Linked DNA regions of Homo sapiens: regions 1 and 2 are each linked to region 3. A link is a contact called in ENCODE Hi-C data. All regions are on one chromosome and are shown on one strand. Each heading gives the region's core, a stretch centred on a gene start or an enhancer-like site at or near the end of the contact. The rest is flanking DNA. Distances are from core to core; before and after follow the strand shown.

Region 1 (4,118 bases), core at 336-2,835, 290 kb before region 3:
GTGGACAGCTCTGTAGCTTGGGGCCCTGCCTCTTCTTCTGAGGCAGTACTGCCTCTGCGCCCTTGGCCTGGGGCTCCTGGCTCTCAGGGGTGGCAACAGCCTTCCCTTCCTGGGCAGCGCCCTTGTCGCTGCAGGCATTGATCTTCCCCCACTCCTGTTCTTCCTCCATAGGTGAGGAGGCAGAAGAGTCACCCCACCCTCCTTCCCATTTCTCTTGAAGGACAAGCTGCTCTTAGAAACCCTTCTTGAAAGATAATTATTTATTTATTTATTTATTTATTTATTTATTTATTTATTTATTTATTTTAGACAGGGTATCACTCTGTTACCCAAGCTAGAGTGCAGTGGCGCAATCTCGGCTCACTGCAGCTTCGACCTCCCCAGGCTCAAGCCGATCCTCCCACCTCAGCCTCCCGAGTAGCTGAGATCACAACCCCAGCACACTCAGCTTTTTTTTTTTTTTTTTTTTTTTTGGAAGGCAGCTATGCTCTCCACTCTACTATCAACGCTATTTTATTGTATTTTTGTAGAGACGGGTTTTCGCCATGTTGCCCAGTCTGGTCTCGAACTCCTGGGCTCAAGCGATCACCCCTGTCTTGGCCTCCCAAAATGAAGGGATTACAGGCGTGAGCCACCGTGCCTGGCCTTGAAAGGCAATTTCGTCTTCTTGGAAGTCTCCTTGCGAGGGAGGGAGCCTCCCCTTTGGCCTCAGCACCCTGGCTAGGGGGTGCTGGCTCCATGGCATTGCCAATGGTCCCGGCTGCCTCTTCTGTTCACAGGGGCCTACTCCCCTTCACCCTTGGGGGATGTCACCATTGCTTTTCACGTGGCCACCCTCCTGTCCGTTGGCTTTCGCGTGGGGAGTGCCTGCTGCCTCTGCGGCGGTCACGTCGCCCCGGAGAGCCTCGGAGCTCTGGCTGCCCACGATGGGAGTCCTCTGGGGGGCGCCGGAGCCGTGCCGGGTCCCCGCCGCAGGGGACAGTAACGCGGAGTCGGCCTGGCCGGCGGAAAGGGGGTGCTGGGGAACAGAGCCGCACCCCACTCGGCTCGGGAAAGCCCTGGTAACCAAAATTCTTGAAAAGCACTAGTGTCTGGCCTCGGCACTAACTCTCCCCGAGTCTCGTTAAGCCTGCGGGGATGACTCAGAGGGTCTGGGGTCCTGTCGGGGAAAAGTTCAGAAACCAGAACAGTTCCAGATTCTCTCCATGTGTCTGTGGTCCCACCACCTCCTCCGCAAGGGACCCTGAAAGCTGTCTGGGACCTAGGACAACTTCTTGGGATGAGTACGGCCATTCGCCCTGGCTGAGCCCCAGGAGTGCGGGCAGGGGCCGCGGGGGTCGGGTCGCCAGCCGCCACCTCCTGCCTTTCTCTGCCTGCGGTGCGCTGGGACACCCTCGAGGCGGCTCAGCGCCCGCGGTTCCCAGCGCGGGCGGGGCCGCGGCAGAGGTTCCCAAACCGGTTGCACAGAAACAGCGCCACCCCCTACTGCCCGCGGGGCCACCTGTGTGTGCCTTTCCTTCAAAAACAAAGGCGGGGCGGGGGCGGAAGTGCCTCAAAAGAAGGCGGGCCGAAGCGAGGTGCGGCTCCCTGTCGCCGCGGAGGGGCGGGGGCAGGACGCGCAACTCCGGCCGGAGCTGTCCGGGGTCGTGAGCCGGCCCCGCCTTGGTGGCGGCGCCCCCTCGCGGTCCAGAGGCAGACGCATCGGGTGGGCTCGGGTCTCCAGCCCGGCCGGGAGGAGGGACCGGGTCTGCGGAGCGGGGACTCGGGGCCTCGGCGGGGCGCGCACACGCAGGCGGGGCGGCCCGGGGTGCGGGGCCTCTGCGCGGCTGACCAGGCTCCCAGAGCGTCAGCGCCGCCCATGGCCGAGCCGCTCCAGCCAGACCCCGGGGCGGCCGAGGACGCGGCGGCCCAAGCTGTGGAGACGCCGGGCTGGAAGGCCCCGGAGGACGCCGGCCCCCAGGTAGGCGCCGACTCGGGAGCGGAGGGGCTGGGCCCGCCTTCCGGCTGATTTGCAGTGAGGCCAGCGGGTCCCATAGAGTTAAGTAAAAAGTACAGTTTTTTAAATGGTCCCAGTCCCTACCCACTATGCTACGCAAACGAGAAACCCCGGTCATTTAGCTCTACCCTCCCCGCTACCCCCAGTGCAGGTCCCATCTCAATTTCTTGTCTTTGCGGGGTGGTGGGGCGGGGAGGAACTGGTTACGTCCCAGAACGCGCGGTGGAACCCTCCGAACCGAGGGGGTGTAATAGATGCTTGTCTGAAAGTGTGAATCGAGTCCCCAGCGTGTGGGGTTGGGGCCGCTGCGGTCCCTAATCGCAAGGAGGGGAACCTCGTGGAGGGGAACCTCCCAGACCTAAGGAGCGGGGACCTCAGGCCGGACCCCGGGGCGGTGCAGCCCCTAGACAGGACGGCTCCAGGTCGACCCGAGATCATGGCACCGGTATTTTTGCATCTCACTCCTACCCTCTTAGAATTGCTTCTCGAAGTTTTCTCTGTTCCACTTTAGCCCGGAAGTTATGAGATCCGACACTATGGACCAGCCAAGTGGGTCAGCACGTCCGTGGAGTCTATGGACTGGGATTCAGCCATCCAGACGGGCTTTACGAAACTGAACAGCTACATTCAAGGCAAAAACGAGAAAGGTAAAAGCAGTTTTCCTTGTAATTATGCATATTGTGAAAGAGTCCCCGGGCTTATTATTGAGTTTTAGCTTATTAAAGAAATATCCTTTATAATGGAAAAATAAGCAAGTCATCAAAGACTTGTCTTGTTTTCAGACAAGACTCCTCAGGACCAGGGTTACACTGGGTATTACTTTTCAACCTCTGTTCTCTGATTTTGCTGGATGAACTGGGGTTTGGTGTAACTCGTGATAAGTCCTTTTCTATGGCTAACACCTCAAGATAATTTGGTGACTGGTAGGATCAGAGACGTCAGGAGGCAAGAAGGTACCAAGATTAGAAGCATCAAGTCATAGCTTTTGGTCTGGCTTTGCTGCTATTTATATTTTAGCAGGTCTCTTAGCCTGTGGGACCTCATTTTCTGAATGGTAAGAAAAAATAATTTACTGACCATGTAATCTCTAATTTCCCCTTTTATCTCTAAAAATTAAGAATTTATTAACCCAGAATATCAGTATTACAGAAAGTGGTTTAATGTGGGCAGTGAGCAATTGAGTAATTTTGGCCTTACTGTTTTAAGATGAAAATTATCTTAAAGGTAAATATGTCAACAATGTGAAGTAAATCAAGGAACCCAGATCAAAAAAGAATAGGTTAAATGTTTAAAGCTGTCAAAAATACACTAAATTTGCTTTCATTTTTATGTCACAGAGATGAAAATAAAGATGACAGCTCCAGTGACAAGCTACGTGGAGCCTGGTTCAGGTCCTTTTAGTGAGTCTACCATTACCATTTCCCTGTATATTCCCTCTGAACAGCAATTTGATCCACCCAGGCCTTTAGAGTCAGATGTCTTCATTGAAGATAGAGCCGAAATGACTGTGTTTGTACGGTAAGTGGTAGATAATTTATAGCCTTGCTGACTGCTAGTTTTACTTGCGTGCACTCACAGTTTAGCTCCAATGCAATTTCAAAAGGCTTTTTCACCCTTCCATAAAATCAGGTCTAATGCATTTTGTGATGTTTTCCTACTGGCTTTGTTGTATATGTTACTGAGGTCTGTCACAAGATAATAATCACTTCATTTAATGAGTCTATTGCATGCCCTTCATATAAGACACGGTGCAAATTATATGCTCCCAAAACAAAAGACTGCAATATAGTTAGACCTGAACAAAAATACCTTAAAACAGAAGTCTTAGTTTGTTCAGGCTGTTGTAACAAAATACCGTAGGCTGGGTAGTTTATGAAAAACAGAAATTTCTCTCTCACATTTCTGGAGACAAGGAAGTTCAAGTTTAAGGTGCTGGCAGTTTCAGTGACTGGTGAGGGCCCGTTTCCTGGTTCATAGATGGAACCTTCTCAGAAATGCCCTCATGTGGTGGAAGAGGCAAGGCAGCTTTATTGGACATGTTTTACAAGGCTCTACCCTCATGACCTAATCACTTTCCAAAGGCCTCATCTCCTAATACTATCACATTAGTGATTAGGTTTTC
Region 2 (4,684 bases), core at 591-3,090, 260 kb before region 3:
GTCTTTTCAGGGAGAGTCCAAGAATTGGGAAAGCAGTGCTGACATAAGATCATTCACACACAGAATCAAATGATTCTACAGGATGCTTTGTTTCAGGAGGTTAAAAAAAAAGAAAGGATCTTCATTCAGGGCAAAATAAGGCCTTGGCAGCATAAGGACATTCATTAGAGTTACCTGGAAATACCGTGGTAGAGAAGTCTAGAAGGAAGCAAAAGGTTTATACAGCATTACGGCTTAACGTAGTTGCACATATACAGTCATCAGCTTTTACGATGACACTGTGTGGGAGTAGTCAGCTGTTTCCAATCAGAAAAGTGATGCAGTAAGTAAAACTTCAGTGCTAAATCATATTTACTCTTAAAGGTGACCACATATAAAAAGTGTAACAGTTCAGGCCATTACTTTGAAAATTTTACCCTTTTTGTTTGTTTTTAAACCCAACGATTTCTGATGCCAGTAGATGGCACTAGTGGTATATTAACAAGCATAAGTCATTCTTTTGCTCCCGCTTAAAGGGCCGTACTCTTTTATAGAAACACTTAAGCAGCCAAAGAAATTGCTCTGTATAACTGTGGTTTTTCTGTAAAATGAAAAAAATTAGAATAAACTAAAACATCTTTAGGAAGAGAGTCCCATGGAGCTAGTCTGTGCATCCTAAGTCCACAGAACATAGCATTCCTCCTCCTGACTGCACTGTCAGTCACTTTAATCCGACTCTTGCTAATATACTCTGTCTTATGACTGCCACACTGCGCTCCTTGCCAGGAAGAGCAGCGCCTACCAGAACGTATCACATTGAGCCACTGTCCCCAATGTCATAAAAATCAGTGAGACAAAGTAAAACAGAAATTGGAGCCAGAGGAAATAAAACTGTAGAAACCCACTAAAAAATCAACAGTAAAGTTAAGGAGTTATGATTGGGTGACAGAAGAAACCTCAAGGAAGAAAAGTAAATTGAGGTGCTGCTTGGAAAGAAGGAATTACACAGTAGATTAAAGTCAGAGGAAGGAGTTTGAAATACCTGTGAATAGCTGCAAAAAGGTCTTCTGTGGTCCTGGGTCGACTGGGGGTCATTACCTCATCATTCCCGTCTTCCTTGAGGAAGTCACAGGCCTCTGAGGATGAACCGGCTGCGTTGGTCTCCGGCACCCCAGCTACAGAAGAGCAGGCAGGCATACAAGACGCACAAGTGACTGGAATTTCAGTCCTCAGCCAAGCTTCTAAATATGCTGCTTCCCTGCCATTCCCGACAATGTGAGAACCACAGGGAGATGCCGTGGGTCTGTAGTTTGATAGTTTACAAAGAAGGGAGGAAATGACACTAGCCTGAGAGCCAGAGCTCATTCTTTGTTAAAGTATGGAACGCCCATGGCATCTCTCTTAAATTTTGTTGCAACGTTTCTTTGCGCGGCTCTTCGGAAGGGAGGTGTTACCCATTGCTATTTAATACCCAGCCTGCTGCAGATCATCTCCATCCCCCTATTTTCTGCCATGCCTTTAGGTCTAGATTTTAAAAATAATAACAAAATGCAAAGTTGGTAACTTAATCTGTGTTTTAACACAGGAAGCCTACATACTGCTAGCTTTAACAGGAATCTGATCTACCTGGGTTCTTTCCACGTGTGAGCATTCAACAACCCTATCTGGTTCAGCTGCATATGGGCAGAGGGCACAGGAGAGAGAAGCCAGGAAGCCAGACTCACCTGCTCCGTCCTGTTGAGATAGGCAGCTCTCCCCATCGCCCCCAGTATCCGCACTGTTCTCGGCTGGCTCCTCCTGCTTGGGGGCTGGTGAGACATCAGGCTGAACCATGGGGACATTGGCTTCCACTCTGCTGGGAGACATGGATCCTGCAGCTCCTCCCTCAAGAACCGAGGTGCCAGGGTGCGTGGCATGAGAGCCAGCTTGGGCTGCAGAACTCTCTTTTGCCTCCCTGCTGTGCACAGAGCCCTCCTCTCCCGTCGTGGGGCTGGGCACAGCTCGGAGGGCTTCGCTCACGTTCTCTGCGGGCTCCACTGCAAAATCTTTCTGCGGAGGTGGTACCACCAGGAACAGTTTGGGCTTCTTGGAAATGGGGGGTGGCTTCCTGCTGGGTGAAGAGTCTGGGAGTGGGGTGGTGCTGGGGCTGGGCCGAGCCTCTGCCTCCCCAGCGCTTGGAGCTCCAGGGCTGCGGCTCACAGGGCCACCACGCTCAGCCGCACTGCCATGGTCACCCTGACTCGAGCTCTTGGCAGGCGTCGGAAGCGAGCTTGTCACAGAGGCAGGCTGGCTTTCACTCTCCATTTCATTTGTGCTATTTCGGGATTTCAGGAAAGCAGATGGCTTTAAGTGGTACTGTGGAGCAACTGGAGTTCGTTGTTCCTGAGCTGTTCGTTCAGACAACTGTGCCGCCTCAGCGCCTGAGTTCTTTCTCACGGGCCTCAACTGCACCATCTGCAATGCTTCCGTGGTTATCAGGGGCATGGGGGGCCTGCTGGTCTCCTCCTTGGTAGAAGGCGGCCTCAAGGATCCCCGGGAGGATTCTGGCTGGCCAGAATTTGTGAAAGGCGGCCTGGTGTCTTTCATGAATTTGGGGTCAAGAGGTGGGGCAGGTGGGGGTTCCGAGGAAGGTAAGAGAGGTGGGGGCAATGGCAAGGACACAGGTGAATCTGGAAGAATGGGGCTCAGTGCAGGGCGGGGAGGAGAAAGGCACCAATCAGGTGGGGAGCAGAAAGGAATGAGAGCTTCTGGCGGCGGAGGGGGGAACACAGGAGAGTGAGGCAGAGGAGAGCCCTGGGAGCAATCTGTGACAGGAGGTGGGGGAGGAAGGAAAGGAGACCTGTCTGCAGGACAAGGGAATGGAGGAGAGGGAACAGGAGGAGGAGGAGGAGCCGGGGGAGAGCCCACGGCTGGATCCAGCTTCTTCATAGTGCCACTTCCTTCAGTAGAAGTACTAGAAGAAAGAGAAGTGGACGATGAGGAAATGGATACTGAAGATATCAGAGAGGACTTCCTTTCTGGTACCTTGGGCTTGGGCTTCCCCTTCCCGTTTGCTGGTGACACTGATTTTAAAAACACAGGCACAGGGGTGAGTGCTGTGGGTGTATTCGACTGGCTGGAATACCCACTGGATGGAGAAATGACTCTGTGTGACTTCTCTGGTGACATGATCTTTGGTTTGACTGAACCACCGGGCACTTGGGGCATTGTGGCTCTGGACCCTTCTTGGACATGGCGGACTGGCCCGTTCCCAGTGGGCACCCCACTGCTGGTTGAACAGCCCCCTGCCGGGTTCCCCGGATCTTCCTGCATGCCCGTGTAGTCAATGTAATAACCCCAGGGGTCCGTGTACTCTGACTTGACGCTGCTTGTGTCACTCTGCGATGGCGTGGCCCCGCACAGGGAGTAGACATTGGGGGTGGTGGCGGAAGTCATGCTGCTGCCAGCACTAACTGTGCTCTGGCTCCGGGAGCGGGGCAGCCAGGGCTCTTCCAAGTCACTGCAGGGGCTCTGGGAGGGCGAGCTGCCACTCTTGCCTGGGAGGCTCAGCTGCAGCGAGTGCTGGAGTGTGGCGATCAGGCTCTCGTTGAGCACCTGCCCGTTGCACTGGCTGCTCTTCTTGGGAATCCTGCGGAGGGAGTCTGTCCGGGAGGGTGGCAGGGGAGGCTTCTTTGCTTTCTTCAAAGAGATGTTTCTTGATAGGGATTTATCCTGGTAATTGGACCGGTCCCCTTGGTTTTTCTGAGCTCTTCCAACAAAAACATTGATCACGCTGTGCCTGGGGTTCCCAAAGCCATCACTGCTATTGCACAGATTCCCAGATCCATGTCCAGAGTCAGTGTGCACAGATGCACAGTAGCCATCGTGGTCCTCAGAATACAGCGACCCAGCATCCTCTTTGTTGGACGTTTGGTCCAAACTGCAGCTGCTCATGTTACTTGTGGGAGTGGAATAGCCAGGAGTTGCTAAATGCGGCTTCAGGGGGGATGCCCTTCCATTACCTGAGGATTTGTATTCCCAGGGCTCCGAGCTGCTGTGCCCTCCGCCCCCTGAATAACTAGATTCACTCTTGCCATCCACATCTTGGGGGTGGGCTGGGAAGGCCAGGTTGTTTCTACAATTATACGGCATAGCTTGGGACCCATTCTCCCTATTTGCTGGAGCATTTAGAGGGACGGCTGAGTCACAGAGGGACAACAGTGCGGGTTCACCAGGGGAATGAGGGTCTAAGTCCTGTGAAAGAATGGTGGCATGGCCCTCATTCCAGTGGCGACCGGGAGACTGAGGATCACCTTTCACAGCATGCCTGGAGATGAGGTGGTCTCTGGATTTTATCCTTGCATGTGATGAGCCAGAACTTTTACTTTCCCGCTGTCCCGCACTCTGAGCAGTGGGAATAGCGATGACCTCGGAAGAGGAAGACAGTGTGGCATTTGGGATGATGCTGGTGGAGTAGGTTGCATGAGGAGAAACCACACACGCTGGGCTCATTATATTTTCACTCTCGAAGTGTCTCAACTCCTGGGATTTGGGTCTCAAAAGTGTTCCAGTCCCTGAGGCACCTCCTAAATGGCCTAAGTTTTCATCTGCTTGTGGGTGACCTCTCTGGTAGAGGAAAGTGCCATTCATGTCTCCTGCAGGGCCGAGGGCACCCAGCCTCGGCTCAAGGGACTGAATGTTTGCCCTTGCTCCAGAACGCGGAAGA
Region 3 (4,533 bases), core at 1,537-4,036:
TTACATTTTTATTTTTGTAAAGTAATTGTCTCGATCACTTACATTGGTAGCAGTATTGTATTTTTAGTATTGTATTTTTGTACTTGTACTTAGTATTGTATTTAGTACTGTATTTTTAGTAGGGACGGGGTTTCAACATATTGGCCAGGCTAGTCTTGAGCTCCTGGCCTCAACTGATCCACCTGCCTCAAAAGATCCATCCTCCTTCCTCCCTAAGGTTTTTATAGTTATTCTTCCTGACAGTAAGCACTAAGTCACTAAGTATTAATTCAATTCAAACATCTATTGAGCTATCACATCCAGGCATTGTTCTAAGCTCTAGAAAAACAAAGACTCGGCCATCCTGGACCTCAAAGGTCCTGCTGTCTGGCAGAGGGGTGCAGAAGTCCCCTTGGTAAATGTGGTGATCGAGGTGAACCAATGCCATGGGAACAGCCCCTCAACCTGGGGGTGTCAGGGAAAGAAAGTAGGAGTCTTCAATGAACAGAATAATAACATGCATTCTCCCCAAGGCATGACAAAAAATTATTTTGGATAACTTTCTACCCATGAGATTTTGAGGAATGGCAAACTTGATGAAATACCTCTCAGGATCATTGAGGCCAGCAGGGCCAGCCCACAGGACTAAAATACTGTCTCTGTATTGCAAAGAGTGTTTATACATTTTTTTAAATTGTTCCACTGACATTCTCACATCCTTTCTTATGGTAGAAAGCTATTATTGGTCACTGAAATATGCTGTCCCCAACTGCTAGAGGCTTTTGGTAAACTGCTGGATTCTGTTAATTGCTCCTGGGGAGACTCATTAAATGGTTTATCTGACAAGAAGGGTGGAATTAACGGTCACAGTTATCCTTAGGACTGTTTAAGGAACATATCTAAACTTTGCTCCCCATTTCCACACCTTTTTTTTTTTTGAGACAGTCTCGCTAATTTTTGTATTTTTGGTAGAGACGGGGTTTCGCCATGTTGGCCAGGCTGATCTTGAACTCCTAGCCTCAAATGATCCGCCCACCTTGGTCTCCCAAAGTGCTGGGATTACAGGCATGAGCCACTGTGCCTGGCTCCACACTCTTCTAAAGGGAAGGAACACAGGCAGTGGGACGACAGGCGAGACAATCAGAAGGTTTGGGCTTCAGGCCCGGATGTGTCATTACCCACAGCCTAACCTGGGGTGAATTAACTGCAATGCTGTTGGACTGGATTTCCTCTCTGGGTAAGAATTCACGAAATGGATGGCCTTTACGGTCAATTCCAAGTCTAAAAGTCTAGCCATCCATACTAATGGAGTATGATATTCTGAAGACCTGCCTAAAATGGCAGAACAACTTCAAACTGTAGTTTTTACACAGAAACAAGGTTTGAGGCATTGTTTTAAAAGAATCCTAACAGATGGTAATGCATAGGCATTTCACTGCTTTTAAGCACATAAAAAAGCAAAGTGTGTGAAGGTGAAAGAAACCACAAAAATTAATGTCTTGATAGTCAGCTTTCTTCTCTACATGTACATTTATACTCAGGCATAATTATATTCAATAAAAAGCCTTCTTGCATGATTATTAAAAAAAAAAAAATGGGGCCACGTGTGGTAGCTCACACCTGTAATCCCAGCACTTTGGGAGGTCGAGGCAGGTGGATCGCCTGAGGTTGGGAGTTAAAGACCAGCCTGACAAACATGGCGAAACCCTGTCTCTACTAAAAATACAAAAATTAGCCGGGCGTGGTGGCGGGCGCCTGTAATCCCAGGTACTCTAGAGGCTGAGGCAGGAGGATTGCTTGAACCCAGGAGGCGGAGGGTGCAGTGAGCTGAGATTGCACCACAGCACTCCAGCCTGGAAGACAGGTATGAAATCACAACCACTTAAGATTCAAACAAACTTGTGAAAAGTTTTGAAAAGAGTTATTTCAGTTACTGTAATTAGAACAACCTTAGTTAATATGGAGAATTTGGGGGATTTCTGGCTATGGACAGTAGCCTATTGGGGCATATGTACTAAAGAACAGAGAAAAGTGATACATTTAAATGTAAAACCAAACTAGTAAAGGAAGGAGTTCTTGACCTTCAGGGAGTTTCCTCTTGTTTTTTAATTCCCACAATAGATCAGTTCACCTATCAATCAGATCTCCCTCATCACATTCTTTGTCAAGGGTAAAATTCTGGTTCTCCCACGTACCTACACCCTAGACAGAAAACGCATAGAAGCAACTCGTGATTGCCGCATAGACCATGACATCCTACTAGGACAGTGTATCCTACCATATGCATGAAGTCATCACTCACATTAAGTAGATATATTCTGATTATGTCAACAACCTTATGAGATCACTTTGATTCCTCCCCACTGATTTTTTTTTCTTGGAGGGGGACGCTCTCCCAGGTTGGGAACTGTCCACAATTCATATGAATGTGTTGACGGCACAATCAAAGAGATGAACGCAAAAATGTAAAACTGCCACGAATTAATTATACAACTTGGAGAAAGATGTATTATAGCAAGCAATCTCACTGAAATTAAATAATTGAAAATTTTGAACTCTTAGGCTGTAAGGTAGTTAAAATATAGCTAAGTTTTTCTAGCTAGCTGGAAAACGAGCTATTCGAGATTGCATATGAAGTGATTCTAGGAGAAAAAACTATTTCATCCAGAGCTGCTGAAATCTAGGCGTGTGTTACATCAACATCTCCCCTCCCACCCAGCAATCCATCAACCATCTCCAATTTATTCTTTACACTTAGGATTATGACCAAGTTCACGTACTTAAAAGGGAGAAACCACAGAGACATCACACTGAAAGTTTCTCTGCTTTGGGCCAGCAGGAAATTCCAGTTGCTTCATTCACCGGAGCCAGTTAAGCTGCTGAAATGAAATGGATCACCGGAGAGATCACTATATCAGGACATAGACTTGACTTTCAGGGTTGGAGGAAGCCGGACAAAGATGAATGGGATTCAGAGCCTGAACTCAAGGTCAACGTCTTCTGAATCACAAAGAGCTGGTGGGTCAGTCTGGGAGAAGAAAGAAAATTCTGCGCCAAATGGGAAAACCCTTAAAGTCTGCATAGTTTTGCTTGTCGGTAAGAACACAGGTAGGCGGCGGGAAGAGAGGTGGCAAGCAGCCCCAACGCTCGCCGAGATCCCCAGGGTTTTACAAACGGATCGTCCTGAAGTCTCCAAAACTGTAACTACTATATGCCCAAATTTATATTCTCCCCTGGCTTTTCCAACAGGCTACCTGCCTGTGACAGTTTTCCCACGAACTTGGCTCTCCTCTGTCTACAGCGCCCCGGGGTCTCCCAAACAGACAGACACAGACAGACAGAAGGAGCAGACAAGGGGACTGTCCAATTCCCACCCTCCGCGCCCACTCTCTCGAGGTAGCCAAGACCCTCCAGGAGTCCGAAAGTCACAGAGCGCTCTGCGCCCCTGCCACCTGCCCAGCCTCCCGCTGGGGTCCGGCAGTCCCCACTGGAGACCCCGACATCGCGGGGCTCCGCGGCCCCCGCGCCGACCCAGGGCCGCCAGGGGGCGGGCGGGAGCAGCTCTCCGGGTGCCTCCCCCGCCGGTTCCCCTCCCCCGGCCCGCCGGCCACTCACGGATTTTCACTCGGCGGTGGTCCAGGCGCGCAGCGGCGGCTTGCAGGGCGTCGAGGCGGCGGTGCAGCGCGGCGGTGCGGTGGCCCAGCGCGGCCGCCTGGCCCTCGAGCTCGCCGAAGATGTCCCCGGCGCAGCGCGACAGGTCGGCCAGCTGCGCCAGCAGGCAGCCCAGGGCATGCGAGCTGACCTGCTCCAGCGAGCGGAAGAGTGGCGCGCCCGCAGCCCCGGCCCCCGCCGCCTCGGGCCGGCGCAGCCGCGCGGGCTCCAGGGTCCTCTGGTGGAAGGGCATGGCGGGGGCGGGCCGGCGGCGCGGGATCCCTCAGTCTGCCTCCCGTCGGCGCGGGGCGCCAGCCTGCATCCAACACAAAGGAAGTCCCGGGCAGCGGCGGGGCGCCGAGGGAAGCCTGGCGGCCCCTGCCCGCAGGGGAGAGGCCGGGCGGGCAGGAAGGACGGACGGACGGACGGGCGCGCGGGCGAGCGGGCACCCGGGCGGCGCGGGGCAGGAATGGGGTCCGAGCCGTGGCTGCCTGGCGCCCGGCGGCGTTCCTCCACCCGCAGGGCTTCGCGGGCCGCGCGGCGAGAGGAAGTTCCAGGGGCAGCTCTGGGCGGCGGCGGCCGCGGCGGCGAGGGGAGCCGCGAGTCCCGCTGAAGTTTGCAGGCGGGCAGGAAAGCGCCGGCTGCTCCTTCCCTCCCTCCGGATTGGAGAGGGAGGAGGAAGCGAGGGAAGTGCCGCCGACACCGGGCGAGAGGGAGGGGAGGCGAAAGAAAGGAAAGGGGGAGGAGAAAAGGGCCGGCCCGGGAACCACCTGCGGCTCCCGCGGCTGCCGCGCCCAGCGCCCGCAGCCAGTGGCGGCCCCGGCGCCTCAGCGCACCCTGTCGGGGCGGGTGCGGGCGCACAGTCCCGGGACGCCCACGTCGCCGCCCCAACTCCCCTTGGCA

The links. A loop is a pair of places that touch in the nucleus more often than their neighbours do. Pooled maps may share reads with other maps.
Region 1: a map of heart left ventricle shows a loop between it and region 3 (1.9-fold over the local background). The contact joins the promoter of HEBP2 here to the promoter of NHSL1-AS1 in region 3. A Hi-C loop is called at or near these places in 3 of 168 maps with a recorded cell type or tissue (MCF 10A, esophagus muscularis mucosa and heart left ventricle) and 13 of 50 pooled maps.
Region 2: a map of heart left ventricle shows a loop between it and region 3 (3-fold over the local background). The contact joins the enhancer-like site here to the promoter of NHSL1-AS1 in region 3. A Hi-C loop is called at or near these places in 6 of 168 maps with a recorded cell type or tissue (Caco-2, IMR-90, MCF 10A and 3 more), 2 of 37 single-sample maps with no recorded cell type and 20 of 50 pooled maps.

What each region holds. Positions count from the first base shown.
Region 1 is chr6:138,402,638-138,406,755 of GRCh38, forward strand. It overlaps HEBP2 (heme binding protein 2), which reads left to right and starts at 1,586. Exons shown (of 4, transcript NM_014320.3): 1 at 1,586-1,960; 2 at 2,508-2,643; 3 at 3,334-3,514. The coding sequence starts at 1,859. It also overlaps the pseudogene MARCKSL1P2. RefSeq lists enhancers at 280-800, 1,322-1,842 and silencers at 1,002-1,071, 1,202-2,051.
Region 2 is chr6:138,428,690-138,433,373 of GRCh38, forward strand. It overlaps NHSL1 (NHS like 1), which reads right to left. Exons shown (of 8, transcript NM_001144060.2): 6 at 1,704-4,684; 7 at 1,022-1,154. Among named protein-coding and RNA genes, the nearest start is that of MIR3145, 4.3 kb to the right of the region's middle. RefSeq lists enhancers at 1,495-1,996, 1,997-2,496. Within about 2 kb of position 1,841, at least 5 of the 41 ENCODE cell types and tissues checked have a DNase peak (open chromatin) inside an H3K27ac peak, as active enhancers do; they include heart left ventricle, where a contact is called at or near this core.
Region 3 is chr6:138,688,882-138,693,414 of GRCh38, forward strand. NHSL1-AS1 (NHSL1 antisense RNA 1) reads left to right here and starts at 2,787. Exons shown (of 4, transcript NR_033896.1): 1 at 2,787-3,087. LOC124900217 (collagen alpha-1(III) chain) reads left to right here and starts at 3,845. Exons shown (of 2, transcript XM_047419637.1): 1 at 3,845-4,533. The coding sequence starts at 3,882. It also overlaps a transcript of NHSL1 not described here. RefSeq lists an enhancer at 2,182-3,381 and silencers at 3,504-3,553, 3,564-3,913, 4,394-4,453, 4,494-4,533.